2 separate regions of the Homo sapiens genome follow, and region 1 is linked to region 2. A link is an interaction called in ENCODE POLR2A ChIA-PET data of the cell type or tissue named here. Cell type or tissue: Panc1. All regions are shown on one strand. Each heading gives the region's core, and the rest is flanking DNA. Links, peaks and the distances in the headings are about the cores only. Region 1 overlaps OSBPL10 (oxysterol binding protein like 10). Region 2 overlaps OSBPL10 (oxysterol binding protein like 10).

What was found. ChIA-PET counts read pairs that join two places held together with the same protein. Peaks named below come from ENCODE experiments on the same cell type or tissue, not always from the same donor. Only the 100,000 strongest peaks of a DNase experiment are listed, where the experiment ranks them.
Region 1: POLR2A ChIA-PET joins it to region 2 with 10 read pairs; 8 of 35 experiments call an interaction of 5 or more read pairs at or near these places.

The regions. Positions count from the first base shown.
Region 1 is chr3:31,891,027-31,900,330 of GRCh38, reverse strand. The region is part of intron 1 of OSBPL10 (oxysterol binding protein like 10); the gene reads left to right. Among named protein-coding and RNA genes, the nearest start is that of OSBPL10, 86 kb to the left of the region's middle. RefSeq lists an enhancer at 3,025-3,526. In Panc1, for the core only: no CTCF peak of the experiment used is centred there; no DNase peak of the experiment used is centred there; H3K27ac peaks cover 596 bases.
Region 2 is chr3:31,947,850-31,956,473 of GRCh38, reverse strand. The region is part of intron 1 of OSBPL10 (oxysterol binding protein like 10); the gene reads left to right. Among named protein-coding and RNA genes, the nearest start is that of OSBPL10, 29 kb to the left of the region's middle. RefSeq lists an enhancer at 3,915-3,964. In Panc1, for the core only: no CTCF peak of the experiment used is centred there; no DNase peak of the experiment used is centred there; H3K27ac peaks cover 1,646 bases.

The DNA.
Region 1 (9,304 bases), core at 601-8,600, 57 kb after region 2:
TCTCGGCTGGGTGCGGTGGCAGCACTTTGGGAGGCCAAGGTGAGTGGATCTCTTGAGCTGAGGAGTTCGAGACCAGCCTGGGCAACATGTTGAAACCCCATCTCTACAAATGAAAAACAAAAAAACAAAACCCACAAAAATTAGCCTGGCATGGTGGCGTGTGCCTGTAGTCCCAGCTACTGGGGAAGTTGAGGTGAGGATCACTTGAGCCTGGGAAGTCAAGGCTGCAGTGAGCCTTGATCTCACCACTGCACCCCAGCCTGGGTGACAGAGCCAGACCCTGTCTTAAAAAAAAAAAAAAAAAAGTTTTATTTTCTAACCATGTTTGTAAATAAATATGCAGTTTTAAAAACAGCTTAATCTTCTGCAAAGTTGGTTTCATAAAAGTAAAAACAGCTTAATCCAGTATATTACTAAGGTGCTTTTAATTGTAGTTATTTTCTGTAGAATATTTTCTATGCTGGGACCACAGGTGTGTGCCATCATACTCAGCTAATTAAAAAAATTTTTTTTGTAGAGGTGGGGTCTCACTCTGTTGCCCAAGCTGGTCTTAAACTCCTGACTTTAAGCAATTCTCCTGCCTCAGCCTTTCAAAGTGCTGGGATTATTGGCATGAACCACTGCACCTGGCTGAATTTTTCTTTCTTTCTTTTCTCTTTATTTTTTAAAGAGATAGGCTCTCCTATTTGCCCAGGCTGGTCTCAAGCTCCTGGGTTCCAGTGGTTCTCTCACCTCGGCCTCTCAAAGTGCTGAGATTACATGCATGGTGTTCAGATTTTTTAAAACATCTGTTTAATTTGCAGTATCTGTTGTTTAACTGGCAAGTTTAATTCATTTATATCATTTGTGATTAATACGTTTGGACATGTTTGTGCCATTGTAACCACTGATTTTTATCTGTCCAGCTTTTTCTATGTTTCTTCTTTCCACCCCACCCCATCTTGTATTTTTGGAGGATATATTGCATTTTTATTCTTTTGTTTATATTCTATTTTTTTCTTCTTACTCTTTTGGAATTTATGCACTATATTTTCTATTGGTTTCCCTTGAAACTTTACCATCCATATTAAGCTTTAAAAGGTTTGAAGTTGGCTGATGTGGTGGCTTACGCCTGTAATCCTAGCACTTTGGGAGGCCGAGATGGGCGGATTGCCTGAGCTCAGGAGTTCGAGAGCAGCCTGGGCAACACGGTGAAACCCCGTCTCTACTAAAATACAAAAATTAGCTGGGCATGGTGGGTGCGCCTATAGTCCCAGCTACTTGATAGGCTGAGGCAGGGAGGCAGAGGTTGCAGTGAGCCAAGATCATGCCACTGCACTGCAGCCTGGGTGACAGACCGAGACTCTGTCTCAAAAAAAAAAAAAAAAAAAAAAAAAAAAGGTTTAAAGTTAACTGTCTTAAACTTTCTCCCAAACCCAGTTGAATATTTTAATTTTAATGATACCCTCCTATGTCAAACTTTAGTTCTGTCCTTAAAAAGAATCCATAAGTTAAACATCTTTATTATTTTATGTAGACTTATATTGTTTAGATTTGCCTTTGTTTACCATTTTATTTATTCATCATTTCTTTTTGCAAACAAGACTTCTTTGTGGGATTATTTTTATTATCCCAAAGAACCTTAAAAGCTCCTTAAATGCAGGTCCCTTAGTGGTAAATTATGTTTCCGTATATCTGTATATCTGTTTTGTATATTTGTAAAGATATTTATTTCATTCTTATTCTTTTTTTTTAGATTTTTTTTTTTTTTAAGAGACAGGGTCTTGCTATGTTGCCCAGGCTGGTCTCGAACTCCTGGGCTCAAATGATCCTCCTGCCTTGGCCTCCCAAAGTGCTGGGATTACAGGCATGAGCCACCATGTGTGGCCAGCAGTTTCTAATGCTTACCCATCCTGAGAGTGTTTTTAAAAAATATTTTCAATGGACAAATCACAGTTGTATACATTTATAGGGTGTAATGTGATGTTTTGATACATGTATACAATGTGGAGTGGTTAAATCAAGCTAATTAACATATCTCTCACCTCACTTATCTTTTTTTGTGGTGAGGCATTTGAAATTTACTCCTAGCTATTTTAAAATATATAATGGATTATTACTAACTATAGTCACCCTGCTATGCGATAGATCTCAAAAACTTATTCCTCCTGTCTAACTAAAACTTTGTATCTGTTGACCAATGTATCTATATTTCCTACACACTTAAAATGTCAACAAGATCTTCCCAGACTAAAGATTCCAATATTTTTTCCTTTACATTTTGAAAATATCATTCCTTTCTCTTCTTCTTCTGTTTTTTTTTTTTTTTTTTTTTTTTTTTTTTTGACAGAGTTCTCGCTGTGTCACCCAAGCTGGGGTGCAGTGGCATGATCTCGGCTCACTGCAACCTCCTCCTACCAGGTTCAAGCAATTCTCCTGCCTCAGCCTCCCTAGTAGCTGGGACTACAGGCGCCTGCCACCACGCCCAGCTAATTTTTGTATTTTTAGTAGAGATGGGGTTTCACCATATTGGCCAGGCTGGTCTCGAACTCCTGACCTTGTGATCTGCCCACCTCAGCCTCCCAAAGTGCTGGGATTACAGGCGTGAGCCACTGTGCCTGGCCTCGTTTCTCTTCTTATACATCCAGTGCTGATATTAAAAACTCTAATGTCAACCTGATGTTTGTTTCTCTAAAGGTTTTCTGCCTTTTTTCTCTGGTAGCTTTTAGATTTTTCTTTCTTTGATTTTAAATTTTACTATAATGAATCTACATGTGGCTTTTTCTCATCTAACCTGTTTGGCACTAAGTGAGATCTTTCAATCTGAAATGTCGTATCTTTCTTTAATTGTGGTGAATACTTGGTCCTTGTTTCTTTAGATATTTTCGCTTCTTTTCATTCCTTGTTCGTTCTGTGGAACCGCTGTGGAAGGATGTTAACACTTCTGTTTTATCACATTTTCTTTTCATTTTAAAAATCCAGTCCTGATGCCTTCTGAGAGAGTGCCTTGATTAATCTTCCAGCTCACCAGTTCGTTTTTCCACCACACTCTGCTCTTCTACCAGTCCTGTGAGTGCCCTTAGCAAAGCTCTTCTTTTTCAAACCCCATATTTTCAATCAGTGGTTTCTAACTGCTCGTTTCTACTTGCATTTCCAGTAGCCTCCGCTGGTTTGCTGAGGCTAACTATGGTATTTGTTTTGTTTTAAGTTTTAGTTCTTTGTTTTCTATTAGGTCTGCTTCTTCTGTCTAAGTCATTCCATTCTTTTTTCTTCCTTTTATAGTGTAGATGTTTCTCTGATTTCTGGTTCTTTCTGCCTCTGGCATGGACCTTTTAGTGCTTTGTGATGCTTAGCTGTCTTGCCTAAGTTTTCTACCAGGGGGTGAATGACAGTAGCTCAGGCACTACCTGTCCTCCCTAGATGAGATGACGTGGCGAGAGAAGGTGCCCTTTGGACTGAAGTGTAACCAGGGACCCTTAACTCCCTGCCTTTCCTCCCCTCCCTCCAAGGACTGGCCCTAGGCTTTGCTAACTCTGCCTCCTGTGGCCTGTGGAAAGGTGCTGAGTAGGGAAGAGGCATAGGCAGGAGCTGGCTGGCCCACCATTCTTCTTCCCAGAGGTGACCCCCTCTAAGGCAGGCACTGCCCTGATTTCACAGCAGCCCTTCCAGCTGGTGCTTCTGCTTATCTGCCCATGACAATGATGTGGATGGCCCAGCTAGAGGAGCCTCCTTGAATCTGCCTCTGCTCTGTGGCCCTTAATGTCCGATTGTCCTGGACTGTCCCTGCAATCGGGAACCACTTCTGCTCTGCACGGCTCTCTGCTCTTCAGCTCCCTTTATTTTGTGTGGCGTCTCCACAACTGGATTCCAAGGAGGGAGCTGGAGATGGGCACGTTCTCCACATTGTCCAGAGTTGGAAGCAGTGATCCAAAATTCATAGATTTGTCAAGAAACTGTACCATCCTTTGCAGAAAATAAATGTCATTTTTTATTTGATTAGATTCTGTGGAATATGGATCTAAGCACCTGGAACATTTGATCCCCCTAAGGGATATAATCTTACACAGTCTTTTGAGGAGTAATTATTGTTTTTCTGTGAAGTCTGAAAAGTGATGCAATAACTCTTTCCTCTACAAAGTGTGATGGTTTTAGTGTGATGGCAACACGTGAATTTCTGAAGGATTCTGTATTTTGAAAGCTTTATTATCAATGGTGAATGTTTCATTCATACAACTGTCATACAATTCTTGGAGTTGAGTTTCTTGGAATTAATGTGGCATTGTTTTTAATTATCATAAATTAAGACATGTAGAATATACTAGGCATAATTTCTAGTACTGTGTGTGTGTATAGGTGTGTGCATTGAGGATATAGCAGCAGTGTTGAACTATTCTCAGCAATTACTGAGTGCATTGCTGAAACAGGGAATTAGATTTCACCTTCCTTTAATATGGTGATGTATTTCCCATCCTTGCTATTTCTCCTGGGTTTTGATTATGCTTCCCACAAATAACTGTAGAATTTATATAGTTTGTTGCTCTTGCCCATTCATGTAAATTTTTAGACAACATATCTGTACGTTTCTTGAAGGCAGGAACACTGAGTCACTTACCAGTGTATCCTCAGTTACTAAATATTTGTGGGAGCAGTAAGCATTATAATCCCCTGTTTTAAAGATGTTCACATTGGCACAGGAAGAGTCAAACAGCTTGGATTATCAGTTAGGAATTGTGTTCAGCTGTGAGTAATGGAGTTACATAAAGTTGGAGTCCATCACAGATTCTCCACGTTGACTGCAATTGTAACCACCTGAGGAGCTTTAAAAAACTACCACTGCCTGAGTTTCATCCCCAGAGATTCTGAGTTAATTGGTCCAAGTGTATGTGGGGGATTGGGATTGTTTAAAAAAAGTCTGGGCTGGGTGCGGTGGCTCATGTCTGTAATCCCAGCACTTTGGGAGGCTGAGGCGGGCAGATCATGAGGTCAGGAGATCAAGACCATCCTGGCTAACATGGTGAAACCCCCATCTCTACTAAAAATACAAAAAAAAAAATTAGCCGGGCGTGGTGACGGGTGCCTGTAATCCCAGCTACTCGGGAGGCTGAGGTAGGAGAATGGCGTCAACCCGGGAGACAGCTAGCAGTGAACCGAGATCACACCACTGCACTCCAGCCTGGGCGACAGAGTGAGACTCCGTCTAAAAAAAAAAAAAAAAAAGGCCGCAGAGAATTCTAATATGCAGCATTTATGTTCTGTCACATAAAAGCAGTTTGGAGGTAGCTTTTCCGGGTTGGTTTGGGGATTCCACAGAAATCAGAGACCCATGCTCCTTCCAGCTTTCTGCTTCACCATCCCTAGAGTGTGGCATGGAATTTCAGCCATTGCATTCATCTTCTAAAAAGCAAGTGGAGGAGGGAGGGAAGGTAATACGACAGCATTTTTCCTCATTAGTTAGAACTTAGTCAATTGATCACATCTAAGTGAAAGGAAGGCTGGGAAAGATATTCCGGCATAGCATGTTGTGTCCGACTAAAAACTAGCGTTCTCTTGAGAGAGAAGGGAAATAGGTATTTAGTGGGTAGTAGTCTGTCTCTGCCACACCTGGTTTCAGACCGCTAATCAATCAGTGGCAGAGCTGAAATTCAGATCCTGGCTTCAACCCAATAATGTTTCCACTCCTCCCAGTAAAAATGGAATGAGGATGTTGGAAAATAGCTGGTGGATTTAGGCAATACGTGTTTGGAAGAGAAGTTCTTTTCCTTTCTCTTGGGCTTGCTGCATCAACAACAACAAAACAAAAACGGATTTGCTTGACAATAAATTAGGGCCATGGGAATCCATGAATCTAGAAATAAACAGATGAGTGTATGGTCACAAATAGGATGTTTCAGTTCTTACTGACACTTTGTCAGCATTTGACATGGTCACTCTGTCCTTTCTGTGCTTCTGGTTTTCCTCTCTGCCTTGTTTTCTCTGTTCTTTTCCCTGTTTAATGTTAGAATTCCTCAAGTCTTGGTCCCAGGCCCGTTCCTTCCTGCCTCCCCTTGTCCTCCTTGTTCCTCTTTCTGGGCAATCTCATCTATGCCTGTGGCCTCAATTTCTACTTATTTGCAGATGATTTGCAAATTCACATCTCCAACTCCGACCGCTCCTGGGCTCCAGATTCATCCATCCAACGGCTAAGTGACATTTCTTGGAGTAAGGTATTTCAAATGCAGCATTCCCAAAACTGAATTCCTGCCTCATCAAATCTTGTCAACTGAAACTCTGCCATCACCACCTTGGTCTAGGCTATTGCCAGGATCACTGTAGATATCACTTGTATTAAGGTATAATTTAAACATTATAAAATTCACTCATTGTAAGTATACAATTGAGTTACTTTTAGTAAATTTATATAGTTTTGTAACTATCACCACAATTCAGTTTGAGAATATTTCTAACACCAACATTTTTTTAAAAAAATAAAATAATCCCTGTAAGCAGTTTGCAGCTAATCCTGCTCCCACCCTTAGCCCCAGACAACCACTTATCTTTTTGTCTCTCTGTTTCCCTTTGCTGGACGTTTTATATAAATAGAATGATACAATTTGTAGTGTTTTTCATCTGGCTCCTTTAGCATAATGTTTTTGAGGTTCATCCATGTTGTACTTTTATTGCTGAATAGTATGCCATGGGATGGATATGCCACATTTTCTTTATCCATTCACCAGTTAACATTTAAATTATTTCCAGTTTCTGGCTACTATGAATAATACTGCTTTAACATTCGCATGTAAGTCTTTGGTGTAGACATTTGTTTTAATTTCTGTTTAGTAGATTCTTAGGAGTGAAACTGATGTGTTGTAGGTTAAGTTTATTTTCACAAGCAGATGTTCTATTTCACATTCCTACCAAGAGTGTGGAAAGGTTCCAGTTTCTCCATATCCTTACCATTTGTCATTGTCTTTTTAATTATAGCTGTTCTAGTGGGTGTGAACTGGAATCTCATTGTGGTTTTAATTTGCATTTTTCTAAAGACTAATCATGTGCATCTTTTCATGTATTTATTAACCATTCATGTATCTTCTTTGGTGAAATGTCTTCTTTGGTGAAATGAAATATTTTGCATTTCTTGAATGGGTTGCTTCTCTTAGTTTTGAGGTGTAAGGGTTCTTTGTATATTTTGCATGTATATACTTGGTATTTAGTCAAAGATTGGCCAGAGATTGTGCTTTAGCCAGAAAGGCTTTGACTCTGCCCCTCTATCTGCTTGTTAGGAGGGAGCACATTAACATTTCAGGCTGTTTCCGTGTCCTTCCTGGCTCTTACTTTTTATCGCTCTTCCCTGTGCCTGAGCATAGGCTCTGTTGACCAAGGATGTATGGGTGCCGTGGGCCTGCTCTGGTCTCTGCTGCAGTTGTGCTCAACCACCGGTTAACAGATACATGAAAAGTTTAGCCCCATGGTTTTCTCACCTCCTGAAATTCCCAATTAAATCCCTGGCTAGTCTGCTGGTCCGTGGCTTGCTCCAAACTGGGCAGCAACCTCAGGCCAGTGGAGCCCCTGGTCTTCCCACTGCATCTGCCTGCAATTGCCACTTTACCTGATGATGATCCGAATCATGTGAGCAATTGCCCTCACCCTCGCCCTCTCCCTCTCCCTCAGGCAGCAGAACCCTGCTGCCCCAGTCGAACTACCGGTCAGCATTGCTAGGAGGAGGCTGGGGACAGCCCAGGCATGATCCCCAAGCTCTGCTTGTTCTTATCAAAGTTTGGTCAGTTTCTACTGTTCTGAAATGGTTGCTTTTGACAGTTTTGTCCAGTTTTATAGTTGACTTTTTTGGGGAGAGAATGTGTTAGTCTCCCCAGTCGTCACGTTGAGAGAAAGCGAGTCTCTGCAGCCGCCTTTCTGCTCCCTCTGCTCCCACCTGGCTTCTTTCCTGGCCTTTCCCTACTTTGGAGCTAGAATTCTCTTTCTACAAAGTAGTTCTGGTTCTGTCCCTGCCGCTGGTTGATGTTAGGATAAAGTCCCGCCACGCCTTGTAGGCGCAGCATGGTTTGCATTGCCTACGTCTTTAGCCCCATCTGATAACACACATTCTTTCCTTCTCTTTGCTCCAAACACACTGGTTTTTCTCCATTCCCTCTCCCCACTCCGTCCTCAGGGCCATACACGTGCTCCTTCCTCTGCTTGGAACTCTCTCCTCTCCTCTTCCCCGAGTCCATTTCTTCACACCTCAGATCTCAGTTCCTCCGTCTCCAGACAGGCCCTAGTAAGTCAAATTCTACTAATTGACTCACTTCTATTACAACACACAATCACAGCCAGAGTTTGGCACTCATTTTAGTGAATATTTTATTCTCTGCTTCCCTCCCCCGTTAGAATAGGGGCTTTGTCACCCATACCACATGTATCCTTAGCACAATACCTGGCTCATAGCAGATAGTAAAAATTTTTCCGAAAACAAATGAGTGAATTCTTACAAATAAAACTTAGTTTGGGGACTTGGAGCTACCCTCTTCAAAACATTGTTGAGCTTTTATATGGATTCTCTTCTCTTTAACCATTACCTGAATAAACTTATCCAGAGTGCTTTATTCATATCACAGAACCTATGTACAGTTGACCACACTGACAGCTGAGTGTGAGCCCCTGCCAAATAATATTTCCGTGGCACTGGCACCCCCCAAAAATGGCAAACACAAGCTCTCAAGTTCTGTCTTGTTGGCATTGTAGTAAACTGCTGATACAATGCAATATGAGCATCAGCATCAGATCTGATTTACTGTCTGCATTTAGGAATGTGATATGAACATTTGGAAATTCTTGTTTTATAAGCAGGCAGACCTTTGGGCACAGAGACGGTGGGATGGACTGCAAGAGCGAATTAGCCAGCTTTTTGTTTTTGCAAATGTGGAAATCAAGTCTTAGAGTGGATAAAGAACTTGCCCGAGGTCACAAAAATGAAAACAAGTGGTTCCCAAAGTGTGGTCCTACCAGCAGCATCAGCATCACCTGGGAACTTGTTAGAAATCAAATTCTCCTGCTCCACCCAGACCTCCTGAATCATAAGCTCTGGGGGAGGGGCCCAGGAAGCTGTGTTTTAACCAACTTCCAGGTGATTCTGATGTGGGCAAAGTCTGAAAACCCCTGGCCTAGGGCATAATTAGGTCTCTGACTGCCGAATCACACTACCTTCCTCTATGCTTTGTTGCCCCTAGAGAAAAAGTAAAGGACACTTTGAATTCAGGGACGGTGGAATTTAGAGACTTAGTTGATGTTTAGGGAAAAAGCTGAGCCATGGGGCTTGTTGATGATTGGGTTTGCTTCTCCTGGCCTCCAC
Region 2 (8,624 bases), core at 1-8,000:
ATGCTGGGATTACAGGGGTGAGCCACCATGCCCGGCCAAAAGGCCATCATTTTTATGTGCTCTGTTGTCCCTCTTACCTGGAACATTTGGAAAGCTTTGCTCAGTTTGCTTTTCTGGGAGACCCTGCACATACTGATATTAATAGAACCTGATGGACTGTAGGATGTCCCCTCAACTCTCCTTGTCCTCCTTTGCCCTCCCTCTAATGTGGAAAGTGGGACTCTCCTGTACTAAAGAGTTTTACTCTCTAGCAGGCATTTATATAGGCTCAAAATGTGGGAGGCAGGATCAGAGCCATTTAGAAGGGTTGCTGTTTAGGATATTAGTTACAAACAGTAGATTCCTTCTAAGCAGTCTAAGTAGCCAGGGATTTATTAGAGGGTTTTGCAGTGTTTCTGGGAGAACCAAGATCAATGCTACATGTTTAGGAACAACACAGCCTGTCTCTAACCAATTCCCATCTATAGCATGGATATAACCCACTTCTGCCTTAGGGCTGGTGACACTAGAGGCCAAACTTCATAACATCTGCTATAACTGCTCCAAGGAATCAAATACACTTGTCACCATCTGACCAGAAGTTCTGACCTTCTGGTTTGTGGCTACTGCCTCCTGTTGTTCCCCTCTCACTCTCAGATCTTGCATGAGTGTGTCTGCTTAGAAGAATCTAGCTGCAAGGGAGTCAGTGAAATGTAGCTTATAGTTTTCTAGCTTCTGTAGACTAGAAGCTGGGCTGGAAAGCTGCTAGATGGCACTGAATGAGCTGCTTTGCATTATTTGTTATTAAGAGCATGTGCATGGAGATGATGGCTAAATCCCTGGTGGGTAAATTCTCCTTGTGGCAAAAAGAAAAGAGGGAAGAGGATTGAGTGTAGGAGACCCCACAGGGCTTTTGGGAGAATGAAGCGACAGGGAGTCAGTGCAAGTGCCAATGCTGTTACCAAGAGGGTGGCTTCCTACTGCATGATAGGTGGCATTGCTGGGTAGCTGTGGCTGCAGTGCCATGCCTGAGCCTTTGGCACAGTCCTGACCTTTGCAAGAGGGAAGCAGTGTTGGGCTCATATGGTTCTTTTTCTATTGAGGTTGGTAGAGCTGGTTTCAAATTCTAGCCTCGGATAAGTTCCTGCACCATTCTGAGTTTCAGTTTGCTTATCTATAAAATGATGATATGCCTACCTTGCAGGGAAGTTGTGATGGTAAGACCAGATGGCATATGAGTGTCTAGCATATACCTCTGGTGTATAGTAGTGGTTCAACAAATTATTACTGTATTACTGTTATCTTCAATTTTGTCATCTTTCCTTTTTTCTTTTGTCTGAGCAGCTCACGCTGCATTAAACCCCAGTGGATGCCTGGATGCCAGTAGCTTCTATGATTTTTTCTTAGCAATTAGCTTACCTTATCCACCCATCTACCTTCTATGTGGCTAACTGCCCCCTCCCTCATTTTATTATGAAAAATTTCAAATATACAGAAATGTTGAAAGAATTGTACAGTAAACACACAAGTATCTACCACCTGGATTCTACAACTGACATTTTATTATACCTAGTTTTTTACATGTCTGTCCATCTGTCTCATCCATAGATCCATTTTATTTCTTTATACATTTCAGAGCAAACTGCTGACATTAGTATAGTCATAAATATTTTAGCATGCATGTCATTAACACATATCATTAACAATATTTGTTTTCAATTATTTCTCTTGATGTAAAATTTCACAATGAAATGCACAAATCCTAAGTGTACATTGCTAAGTTTTGACAACTGCATGCATTTTTACCCAACCTCTGTCAAGGCATAGAACATTACCATCTCCCCAGAAGCTTCTGTTGTGTCTCTTGCTCCTCCCCACTCCAGGCAACCACCATCCTTCCCCCTGCCCCCAATATAGATTGGTTTTTGCCTACTCTAGCATTTCATATAAATGGAATCACACAATATATACTTACTGTGTCTGGCTTCCTCTAGTCAGCATAACATTTTGGGATTCATTTATGTCGTTGTGTCTTATCAGTCGTGGATTCCTTTTTATTGCTGAGACGGCTAGCTTTAAAATTATGCCTGATTGCTGCAAGTAGAAAGAACCAGAAGCCCTCCTCATGGAACTTGGGATTGTTGCTTCTTTTTCCTTTCCAGCCTAGTGTTAGCAATGCACAAAGGCTCTTTGTAGAGGATTAGAGTTGAGGGGCTTAGAGGCCATTTAATTCAGTACCTCCTCCAGGCCTGTGGCATCTTGGCCAGGCAGCCATCTTTCTGACCCCTTTTTCTTCCCTCTTGGGACTGGTGTTAATGGGAATTCATGTGCAGAAGGAGCAAATGGGCCAATGCACGGGCACCTCACACATTTAATTGTTCTAGGGTTAAAGGATGAACCCAGACTTCTCTTAATGATTTTTGTTGTTGAGGATTTTGACATGCTTTGTGCATGCTAGAAATTATAGGACCAGTCAGCTGCAACAACTGGAGCTGGAAACAAGTTCCTATTTAGCTTTGATGTTAAGGAATCAACCACAGCACTGAAGCTGCTGAACTCTCTGATGGAAAAAGGCGTCATTCTGTTGCCTCTTGCCCCAGTTCCTTCTCTCCTCCTCTTTCATTTCTCTGTCTCTGTCTCTCTGTCACACACACTCCTCACATACACATAGAGCTTTTGAACATCTTCACGTATGGTGACTTGTCTGAAAGTTTAGCTGTCTCTTTTTTGAAGAAAATTGACATGATTGAGAGGGAGAAGGAAAAGGGTTAATGAAGAATGGCCATTGTGGCCAGGTGTGGTGGCTCACACTTGTCATTCCAGCACTTTGGGAGACTGAGGCTGGCAGATTGCTTGAGCCCAGGAGCTTGAGATCAGCCTGGGAAACATGGTAAAACCGTCTTTACAAAAAATACAAAAATTAGCCAGGTGTGGTGGCATGCATCTGTAGTCCCAGTTACTTAGGAGGCTGAGGTGGGAGGATTGCTTGAGCCCAGGAGGCTGAGGCTGCAGTGAGCTGTGATCAAGCCACTGCACTCCAGTCTAGACCCTGTCCTCAACAGCAACAACAACAACAACAGAATCACTTCTGCTTGGTAAGGGGGAAGCAGTGCCCACTCTTTGTGTGTGTGGGGGTATTAAATAATATAATGTGTGGCAACTGAGTGTTGGACACAGCAAGGCTCTGCAGATGTTATTTCCTGCCTTGCTTCTGTCCCGTGGAGAGGTTCTGAAACCTTTCTGCATATTAAAAGTATCTGAGGACCGGGCGCGCTGGCTCACGCCTGTAATCTCAGCACTTTGGGAGGTTGAGGTGGATGGATCACGAGGTCAGGAGTTCAAGACCAGCCTGGCCAAGATGGTGAGACCCCCGTCTCTACTAAAAATACAAAAAAATTAGCCAGGCATGGTGGTGGGCGCCTGTAATCCCAGCTACTCAGGAGGCTGAGGCGGAGCATTGCTTGAACCCTGGAGGCGGAGGTTGCAGTGAGCCGAGATTGCACCATTGCACTCCAGCCTGGGCTACAGAATGAGACTCCGTCTCAAAAAAAAAAAAAAAAAAAAAGTAGGAAGATTTTACAAAAATTTCATCACCAGATCCCATCCTGGACCAGTTGAACCAGAATATAGGACCCTTCCCCGACAGCCACAGTTTAAAGTCACTGATTAGTACCTGAGAGAATCATCTTCACACATATTATCACCACTAATTCTAATAACCACACAAGGCGGGCAGGTTTTAGTAATATTTAATATTTAGTAATATCAGAGCCAACTGATGTTGGGGGGACATTCTAACACAGGTCAGTCTGATTCCAAGTGCCACATCCTTCCTACTATTCTGTGTTCCCTCTGATCCTTTCGTGTGAATGGATTTTACATAGTAGTATGATCATCCCTTCATTCAGTTGTTGATTCCTTCTCATTGCTCCCCATGCTGTGCCTGAAGGTACAGTGGGGACTATTGTAGATGGGTTCCTGCCCCAAGTTGCTGGTGGGCTAGGAAGAAGATGCACAGCAGTGGTTGAACTGCAGCATGCAAAGTGCTCTCACGGAGCGTGACGAGGGATACGCCTGGATGTAGGGTGGGGAACTCTTTTGGAGGAAGTGCCACCTGGTTAAGATCTAGGGTGAGAGAGGAAACATGACTCTTGAAGGGAAGTGAAAGAAGCTCAGAAGGTGAAAACAAGAAAAGAACCTGGACAAACAGATGAATTTATCACTTGAATAGTTTTGCCTCACTGAAGAAAACATATTTCTTAATCCACCTAATGTGTACTAAGGCATGGCTTTCCACTTTGCACCAGGATTCTTTATTTGCATTTGCAAAATAAAACAAAATGCTTTATCGTAGGTTTTCTATAAATTCCAAATTTCATTGAATTTAAGAGTCTTTTGTTTAATATGACTATATGTTAACATGTAAATAAGTTTGTCTTTAGAGCTAACAAATCCTAATAAACAATACTCATTTCCCACCACTCATGGAAGGCACAGATTATAGTAGGAGTTCTGTAAGAGTTGCACACTAATGGAGTTTTAGGCAGGGATTCTTGAATCTTGTGAATTATATCTAATTTTTTTCTTCGCTGGTGGAAATCTTAAGAGTATAGCACGGTGTTAAAGCATGGGTTTTAAAGTTAATGAAAAGCTTAGTTTGTCACTTTCACTTAACTGGATGTGTAAAGTTATCCTACCTTTTTAACTCTCAGTTTCTTCATCAGTAAAATGGGAATAATAATAAATACTCCATATAATTTAAATATATAATTATATAGTTTAAATTAACATTTATATATTAGTTTCTATTTTTATAATTGTATACAATCATAGAATAAATGATCTAAATAGCTTTTTTCTAATATTTGAAAAATATAATTGATTTATATTAAAGAATATATGCAATCATATATGTAACAGAGCATAAGAAAATGAACAGGCATGAGCTCACCATTCACTCTAGGAAGGATAATATAACCACTAGTAGCTCATCTGCCCAAGTATTCTTCTTCAACTCAATCCTTTCCTCCCCTCTTTTAGGTAACCACTAACTCTTGAGTTTCAAGTTCATCATTCCTTCACCTTTGTATAATATAAAGTATTTTTATAATAGATATTTTACAAAAATAATGTGTGTTATCTCTCTGTATTATTTAGTTTTGTTTCTCAGTTTTATATTTTTAAAAGGATGTTGTATATAGTTTTCTGCAAGTCTTTTTTTTTTCCCGTTTTGTTTCCAAAATTGATTCCCGTTATTGTGTCTAACTTCAGTGCATTTCTTTTCAATGCTGTATAACATTCTTTGTGTGACTATGTCACAAATTTTTTATCCTGGTGATGGGTATTTAGGTTGTTCACCATTTCTTCCTCTGTGAACGGTGTTACTGCTGTGTGTAAGTTAGTATGTATCTCCCAGTACACACACGCAAGAATTTCCTTGTGATGTTGATGTAGAAGTTGAATTGTTGGTGTGTTAGTCCGTTTTGCATTGCTATAAAGGAATATCTGAGACTGGGTAATTTATAAAGAAAAGAGGTTTATTTGGCTCATGGTTGTGAAGACTGTACAGGCATGGCACCAGCATCTTGGCTTCTGGTGAGGCTTCAGGGAACTTTTACTCAAGATGGAAAGTGGAGGGAGCAGGCATGTCACATGGCGAGAGGGAGCAAGAGAGAGAGGAGGAGATGCTAGGCTCCTTTAAACAACCAGCTCTAACAGAGCTAACTGGTAAACTAACAGAACTAACAGAGTGAGAACTCACTTATTACCATAGGGAGGGCACCAAGCCATTTGTGAGGGATCTGCCCCCATGACCCAAGTGCCTCCCCTTAGGCTCCACCTCCAACATTGGGGATCACATTTCAGCCTGAGATTTGGAGAGGTCAGATATCCAAACTATATCCACTGGGCTTCAGGGTATTTGGATGTTCCATTTTATAAGATGATGTTAAGTTGTTTTCTAAAGTGGATGTGCCAGTTTAATGCCATCCAGTAGGGTATAAGCATTTGCATTGTTCTGCACCTTTTCTAGTTTTTGATATAGTAAGAATTCTTAATTTTGCCAAGCCAGTAGGTATACATGATATCTCATTGGTATCTTAATTTGTGTATCTCTGATTATCAGAAAGACAGCAGCTCTTCATGTGCTTAAGGGTCATTCTTTCTTCCTCTTTTATGAAATTCCAGCTTGGGTCTTTTGCTCAGTTATTTATTAGGTTGTCTTTTTTGCATTGGTTTGTAGGAGTGCTTTATATATTCTGCATACTTATCCTTTGTTGGATCTATGTTGCAAATATCTCCTTTTAGTTCATAGCTTGGCTTTTTACTTTATTTGTGATGCTTTTGAAAAACAAGTTCTTACTTCTTTTCCATATTCTCTTAATTATGCTGCCCACTGCTCAGTTTACTGGCAGAAACAGTCATCCCTCCTGACAGGCCCTTTTCGGATACCCTGGAAGCTAATACAAGCCTACATAAGTAGGATTTCCACCGAGACCTACTTTAAAAAATTTTTGCCAACTCTCAGATTGCTACTTCAACCCACTGCATAACTGACAACTAAAATTTTTCATTGAGAGCAGCTTCTAGCTCTGATCCAAACCAAGTCAGTCCATAGGTGGGACCTCAGGTCAGGAGGTTCTTAATGTGGTAGAATATGAGTATTTTCTTTTCTAGTTAACTAAAGAGATATTCTCTTATATTTTCTGCTGAAAGTTTCAGAAGTTACCTCTCTCAATTAAGGCTTTAATCTGTCTGGACTTGTGTCTGTTCTGTGAGGTAGGAACCCAGTATCCTTTTTTTTTTTTTTTTTTTTTTTTTTTTTTTTTGAGACAGAGTCTTGCTCTGTTGCCCAGGCTGGAGTGCAGTGAGGTGATCTCAGCTCACTGCAAGCTCCACCTCCCGGGTTCACGTGATTCTCCTGCCTCAGCCTCCCAAGTAGCTGGGACTACAGGTGCCTGCCACCAAGCCCAGCTAATTTTTTGTATTTTTAGTAGAGACCGAGTTTCACCGTGTTAGCCAGGATGGTCTTGATCTCCTGACCTCGTGATCTGCCCGCCTCAGCCTCCCAAAGTGCTGGGATTACAGGCGTGAGCCACCGTGCCCAGCCGGAACCCAGTATCCTTTTATATTTCTTGTACTGCACAATTGTTCCATGAGAATGGAGAAGGATGTATGCATCCAACTACTTGCACAGTTTTAGGCACATGGAAGGTACTCTGAAAAGGTTAGCTGTTGCTATTTTAACTTGTCTCCTGTTTTTTCAGTTGATTGGTTCAATCCTTCCTGAAATAATATGTGTGTGCGTTTTAGGAATGACAATTGAGGCAGATTTGCATTGGGCTAAGAAACCAACCTAAAACTCCTCTTTCCCCAACTTCCCCTTAGTATTGTTAGAAGCTTGATCTGTAAGTTTAATCACAGAGTAAATAATAAATAATGAGTTAATTGATTTGACCATTTATTTCCTTTGGACTTGGCTGGTAATTAAGGAATTTCTCTGGCACCTTACCAAACACCTGCTCCCTTTTCTCTGAATAATCAAATAGTCTTTTATTACAAAGTTAATTTCGCTACTCTGGAATTTACTTATTTGGCCCTGCATTACCATAGAGGTACTCTCTAACTCCATCATGGATGGTGGGGGCTCCAGCCATGATTCTGAAGTTCTCCTTAAGTCAATTCCTTCTTGAATGTCTTGGTCCAGATTGTACACACTGTACAGAAAACTTGATTTGGGGGCCTTTTCCAATTTCTTAGCTATGCTTTAGTGGAAAGGAAAGGCAAAGAAATACTTCTTGGAAAATTAAAACTGCTTAGCAACACTCCTGGGGTGCATTGAATGCACACGATGAAATCTGGAAAGTAAAACGTGAAACTTTATAAAGTCAGCATAAAAAGCACCATAAAAATTGGAGGAAAGTTGTTAGTTATATGACGGAGGATGACTGCCCGTTTATTGCTCGAGTGTGGTCGTGGAGATTCACTCTGAGGCTAAAGTGCTCTTAGGCAGAAGGTAGGTGGAACTGCAGGCTGCTGCTTGCAATAGGGAACAATAAACCCAGTTACTTGGGAGGTAAGCCTTCAGTCTGGGTTGTAAAATTATACTCCATGCTCAAGGCTTTTCAGAGGTGCTCAACCACCTTGTACAGATGAGTTTTTTAACTTCCTGGATGGTTTCCAGAGAGATGGAAAGATGAAAAGACTCATAATGATGAATGGCCCTTCCCTCTTTCCCTGCATGTATATTGTTCTGCTGGACTTCTAGAATGGACTCTGTCCATTGTGGATGTTGCTGGTGCCCTGCACAGATCCCCTTTACTGGGTCAGGGCACCCAGCCCTTGACTAATTGAGGGAGTTAGCTGCTAATACTTCATGCCTGTACCTTTCACTGGAAGATTCTGCCCTGCAGGGGAGGAACCCTCTAGCCTGGAGGTGACTGGGAGGTAACCTGCATCCTCCACTCTGGTGTGACCTTGTACCCAGTGACTGACATCACTTAGTGAAGTCAACGATTGGGAGTATCAAACCCAATCCCCTGCTTCCTGGCAGCACAAACTTTGTACAGTTTACTTCAGAGCTTTTTGTGGGATCAGACGGAGGCTGGGCTTATCTCAACTCCTATGCAGTTTCCCTCACCTTCTTC